Linked DNA regions of Mus musculus: region 1 is linked to region 2. The links are chromatin contacts, found by Hi-C or POLR2A ChIA-PET in ENCODE. All regions are on one chromosome and are shown on one strand. Each heading gives the region's core, a stretch centred on a gene start or an enhancer-like site at or near the end of the contact. The rest is flanking DNA. Distances are from core to core; before and after follow the strand shown. Region 1 has its middle 29 kb from the start of Rfx8. Region 2 overlaps Rfx8 (regulatory factor X 8).

Evidence for each region. Hi-C counts contacts between places; a loop is a spot of excess contacts on that map. ChIA-PET counts read pairs that join two places held with the same protein, here RNA polymerase II (POLR2A).
Region 1: a map of Patski shows a loop between it and region 2 (2.5-fold over the local background). The contact joins two enhancer-like sites. A Hi-C loop is called at or near these places in 11 of 37 maps with a recorded cell type or tissue (Patski, T-helper 17 cell, adrenal gland and 3 more). POLR2A ChIA-PET finds 5 or more read pairs at or near these places in 1 of 5 experiments (Patski).

The regions. Positions count from the first base shown.
Region 1 is chr1:39,748,460-39,751,159 of GRCm38, reverse strand. No RefSeq gene overlaps it. Among named protein-coding and RNA genes, the nearest start is that of Rfx8, 29 kb to the right of the region's middle. Within about 2 kb of position 1,364, at least 1 of the 3 ENCODE cell types and tissues checked has a DNase peak (open chromatin) inside an H3K27ac peak, as active enhancers do; it is heart, where a contact is called at or near this core.
Region 2 is chr1:39,697,140-39,699,839 of GRCm38, reverse strand. The region is part of intron 4 of Rfx8 (regulatory factor X 8); the gene reads left to right. Among named protein-coding and RNA genes, the nearest start is that of Rfx8, 22 kb to the left of the region's middle. Within about 2 kb of position 1,264, at least 1 of the 3 ENCODE cell types and tissues checked has a DNase peak (open chromatin) inside an H3K27ac peak, as active enhancers do; it is heart, where a contact is called at or near this core.

The DNA of each region.
Region 1 (2,700 bases), core at 115-2,614, 51 kb before region 2:
GAAAAGAGGAAAAAAATGTCAAATTTTCTTTCGGGAGAAAAAGCTGAAAAGCAGTGAGGTCTATTTGCTGCCATCAGGCTAAGCCCTAAGCAGGTTAATCCTAGCAAAACGCTGCCTTCTCTAAACCTTCCTGCTGGGGGCCCGCATGGCATCTCGTGGGCTTTCATCAGTTCCTGTCCAGAGAAGCCTCATTGTGCTTACCTGGTGAGCCCAGTAGGGCTGTCTGTCATATGGTACCTGGGATCTCTTGTGGACATTGCATCAGAACTGGGGGGAAAAAGAGTAAAAGAAAAAACCCGAAAAAGAGTGAATAAATAAAATTGAAAGTCAAACACGGTTTCTCTACTGTTCTTATGATGATAACTCCCTGCCCCCCCCCCCCCAAAATCAGGGTCCCATTTTCAGCTCACTGAGCTGAAGACCCAGGTCTTATCACTGTCCCACACAGTGCCCAGTGGCTCATCAGTAATTAAGGAATATGTCTTGCACAATGATGAACAAATAAGGTCTCAGCTCCACATTGTCTTGCCCCATCAGTGGCAGCTTCATGTTTCCCTTGGCTGCTATTATCATTTAAACGTCCCCCACGAAAGTTCCTATATTGGAAAATTTAAACCCCAAAGTCATGTTACTGTTACTTGAGGTGAGTTTGGAGGGAATTAAGAAGTAGATATGATACCCCATGATGACACTTATGTCTGAGGGTGCCCCTCCAGAGACCCTCTGCTGGTCCATGCTCTTAGACCTCCCTGTCTCTAGAACTGCAAGTCAATCAAATGTCTACTCTGTATTAATTGCCCATCTCCACCATTTTGTTATAGCAGCAGGGAATAGATGAAAACAGATGCCCACTAAGACAGTAACACAAATTCCCAATCTCTGTGTTCAACAATGGGCTGCTGTGCTCAACAGTGGGCTGCTGGCTTAGAACTCAGAGATGAATTCTTTGCAGCCTGGTACCATCCCTTTGATCTCTGAAGCTGATTGTCTGACAGTCAGTCCATTCCTACAAGTGGGATAACAGTCAGTACTTAAGGGAAAATGATACAGAAAGATCCTGCATTGTAATATAGCAAACATTTGAGAAGCACAGAGGATTGGTTTAGGAAAGATCAGTAGCCCTAAGCAAGAGAACATTCCAGCTCCTTTATGTTTTCCACGACCCTTTCCCTTCTTGCACATGTCAGAAACCCAAGGTTTAATCAAGCAGCATCCGGGGCCCAGCCACAATGGACAGGAAATGGTGTCTCTCAGTCTGCAGTTGGGGGAGGGGGGACATTGCAGCTTTGTCAGTCTTTGATTGCTTTTCTGCAGCTGTCCCTCTAGGGAGAGCCAGCAGAGGCTGGCTCCAAGCTGTATACAGCCTCCCTCTCAGTAGGCCAAGCAGAGGAGGCGCCACAAGGGAGGACTCCCAAACCTTTCCCCTTTGCCTTCACAACTGCCATTTACTCTCCCAGTGAAACAAAGGCCACAAAATCAAAAGCCATCTTTTGGAGTCCCAATAAGTTGAAAGATGTTAGTTTTGACTCCCCTCTGCAAAGGTGTCACCTTTGCAGAAGGTGCCAGCTGAGTTAACCAGACAGTGTTTTCTCCCTCTGTGAGGCAGTAAACATCCAGATTCCGGAAGTGAGCTCTGCTCTCCCCTCTTTCCCACAAGCAAAATAGCAGATATCATCCACCTAATGGATGAATGGAGACTGTTGGCATTAAACAGCCAAGTGTCAGTCCCCTCCCTTCTTTATGGGTCTAAATGGACAAGAACAACCTTGGTCTTTATCTCATTTTGTTGACCTAAGAGAGCTATTAAGAGCTATAAATATCAAGGGAGATCAGAGGTACATTTATGTTTGCTTCTCTAGTTGGCAGCATGGCCCTGAAAGAACAGGACCAAAAAATGAGGCAGACTCAAGTCTCATGCAATTGCCACCTTTATTCAAGCAACTTATACTCTGAGGGTTAAGCAGTCCATTCTCAAGGACAAACTGCACGAGGCAAGACCAGGTTTTCCCTTAGATGTAAAGAGATAACACTAACCAGCTGTAATAAATAATCTGAAGTAGATCACTTCTCTCCAATACACCTGGGAGGGGTGTGAAACACATTCAAGGAACAATTCCGTGTTTTGAAGAAAATGAGGTGACAAGACTCCTGTCTGGTTTTCTTGGCGTTTTCTCACAAGTACTAGTTGTGATGTTATGTGCAACAGTGTTTCTTCAGCCACAAAGAATGCAACAATGTTACTGTCAGGAAAGCAGGTGCAACAGGAGGTCATTCATTATCGGTGAGCCCAGGGCTCAGCCATCCTCAGAGGAGCTCCTGCAGCGGATGGTAATTAATAGACCCATAACCCAACAGTGTGCAGAGACTGAGAGACATGGAACATACAGTCCTAGATGGAATGTCTCCATCAAACCCTCCCCTCGGGGCTCAGGGATCTCTTCAGCTGAGGAAGTGCGAGGACTGTGAGAACCAGAAGAGATGGATAACTCCAAGGAAACTGTCCTTCAGACATAATGGGATGGATGTACACATAAACTCACAGAGACTGCAGGCTCTGCAGAGGTTCTAACTGAACAGGGTCCCAGCGCTGAGAGGGGAAGAGGACACTGGCTCCCACCCCTAACCAAGAAGCGATCTACAATTAATAGCCCTGGTAGAGTGAACGTTGTCACAATGGAGCTTCACTGGGCTATAGCAAGC
Region 2 (2,700 bases), core at 15-2,514:
AGAGGTGGACCCTGGGGACTGGAGGATAGTGCTCTGCCCCAGTGCTCGGCCTAGACAGCATGATCTGAGAGTAGGATTTTATTACATTACTATCTCCTTATCTTTGTAATTGCTTTAAATTGTTTTCCCTGATGCTGAGTGATGTGCAAGGGAGATTGGGGGTGCCAGCGTGATGTAATGGGAGTCTGGATTAATGACAGTGATGTCAAAGCCCGAGAATGTGGAAGCAAACCAGAGCTAGAGCTAACACCATGCTTGGAAGACTTGTTGGGATGTCTGTCTGTCTATTTGTCTGTCTGTCTGCCTACCTATCTACCTACCTACTTATTTAAGATCACAGTGTGCCCTGGAAGTATATCTTGGTCTCCTTAGTGCCAAGTGATTATGAAAACAGGTTAAACTAATGTGATTCTCATGCTACATAAAGCAAGCAGGCACTTGCTGGACCCCAAAGAAACAAGAGTTCCCTGGGTTTTCTCCATGGGAGACTCAGGATCTAAGTATAGGTGAGTCTGAAGGAAGCCTGAGTGTACATGTTACCAAATATTTAAAAACTCTGGGACTTTTTTTTTTTTTTTTTTTGGTTTTTCAAGACAGGGTTTCTCTGTATAGTCCTGGCTGTCCTGGAACTCACTTTGTAGACCAGGCTGGCCTTGAACTCAAAAATCCGCCTGCCTCTGCCTCCCGAGTGCTGGGATTAAAGGCGTGTGCCACCATGCCCGGTGAAACTCTGGGACTTAAATAGTACTTAGAGTCATTTGACCCCATGCCTTTCCTGTCCAGGGTCACCAGAACCCAAGGGTCTTTCTTACTGGAGGAAGTGCAGCCACTAGCTGCTGCAGTGGGATGTCACCTCTGTCCTCCCTGGTCTCCTGCCTCCCCCGGTCTGGCTGGCCTTGCCCCTGCCCCATTGTTTATGAAATTCTAACAACCTAGGTTAGGATACAGCAGCTCAGGGGGTGGCCGATGAGGACTGCAGTTCTTCAAGGCACAGACTAACCACAGGGCCACCGCTGGTCCGTAGGCTTGCTCTCTATTCTGCTCTGGTGATTAGAAACTGCCAGAGGCTTGGGACAGCCCGGCAGGACGTGGACCCTCCTTCTCTTCAAGGCCAGCTCTGATATTGTGTGTGGCTTCCCTGTGGCCATAATTTAGCAACAACTGTGCTTTGGCTTAGGGCCTAATAAATGTCCTCATTGTCTGAATCAGAACCGCACTGGGGAAATGACGCAGGGGCCAGTGAGCCCAGAGACACACAGCCCTCTTGTCTGGCACCCTGGACTCCTCCCCTCTGACCCCCTCAGACCCCCTCTGACCTTACTCTCACTGTGCTGAGCCTGGGTGGCAGTAGACTCCAGTGCAGGGAAAGTGGAACTCAGATCTACCACAGCCTTAACTTGCTAGCCCAGCTCTGCATGTTCAAGCACAGCCAATGTCTGCAATGTTCCCTGTGTCCAGTCTTCCAGGTCCTGTGTGTACCAGCACTTTTGACTGAGACTTATGGCCAGACCTCAGGAGTCCTCTGTTCTCTCTCTCTCTCTCCCTCTGTCTCTCAAAATAACTTTTAGTTGGATGGTGGTGGCACACGCCTTTAATCCCAGCACTCGGGGGAAAAAGAGGCAGGTGGATTTCTTTGAGTTCGAGGCCAACCTGGTCTACAGAGCAAGTTCCAGGACAGCCAGGACTACACAGAAACACCCTGCCTCGAAAAAGCAAAAAGCAAAACCAGACTATTAGTGATGCTGCTGCTGCTGGTGATAGTGATAATTACAATGATGATGATAAAGGCTCTTGTTATATCTTGATCACAACTATGCCCCCCTACAAAATGCTGGCAAAGAGCTAACAAAATGCCTGTCCTGTGATAGACACTTGACATGCATAGTGTGACTGAGTGAGAAACAGATGGATAGTTAAACGGATGAATGGTGAGTGGGTGGGTGGATGGGTGGACCGGAAGATGAATAGATAAATGGGCAGACTGGACGAAGAGAGGGAAGGTCGGTGGGTGGATAAATGGACCTGAATATCATCTTATATGTGTTCTTGTATTCATTTCTGCACAGAAAAGATCCAGGAATTCTGTGTTGGCACAATGTAGGATTGTAGAGAAATCGTATTTCCTCCTGTTTCACTGGAAAAAAGCCTAGAGGCAGGTGTGCTGGCCCAGAGTTTGGAGTGATACGCTCCCTCGTGGAGGGGGAGGTGCCGCAGCAGGAAGCTTGTCTTAGGTGCTGGCCAGGAAGCAGAGAATGGAGAAAGCCTAATGCTCACATGGCTTTCTGCCTTCCCCACTCCTGATTCAGTTCAAGACTCCATCCCAGGAGATGGTGGAGCCACGTTCAGGCTCGGTCTTCCCTCCTACTCGGGGGTTCTGGGTGCATACATAGGCATCCAAAGCTCGTCTCATTAAGGCCCAGGTGTTCCTAAAGCCAGGCAAGTTGGCGATCGATCCACGTTCACCATCACAAGCCCACCCTCTTCAACTGGATAGCTGACCACTTTGAAACCATAAAATTCTACCCTTGGCCCCATGGGCTCATGGCTGCCCCATAACTCGAAGTGCATTCATTCCAAAACCTTCATAGTTTCAACACTGTTCAAAAGTTTAGTCTTCTTTCAGGCTTCAAGTGTGAGAGCATACAAGTGCTCTCTCTCTCTCTCTCTCTCTCTCTCCTCTCTCTCTCTCTCTCTCTCTTT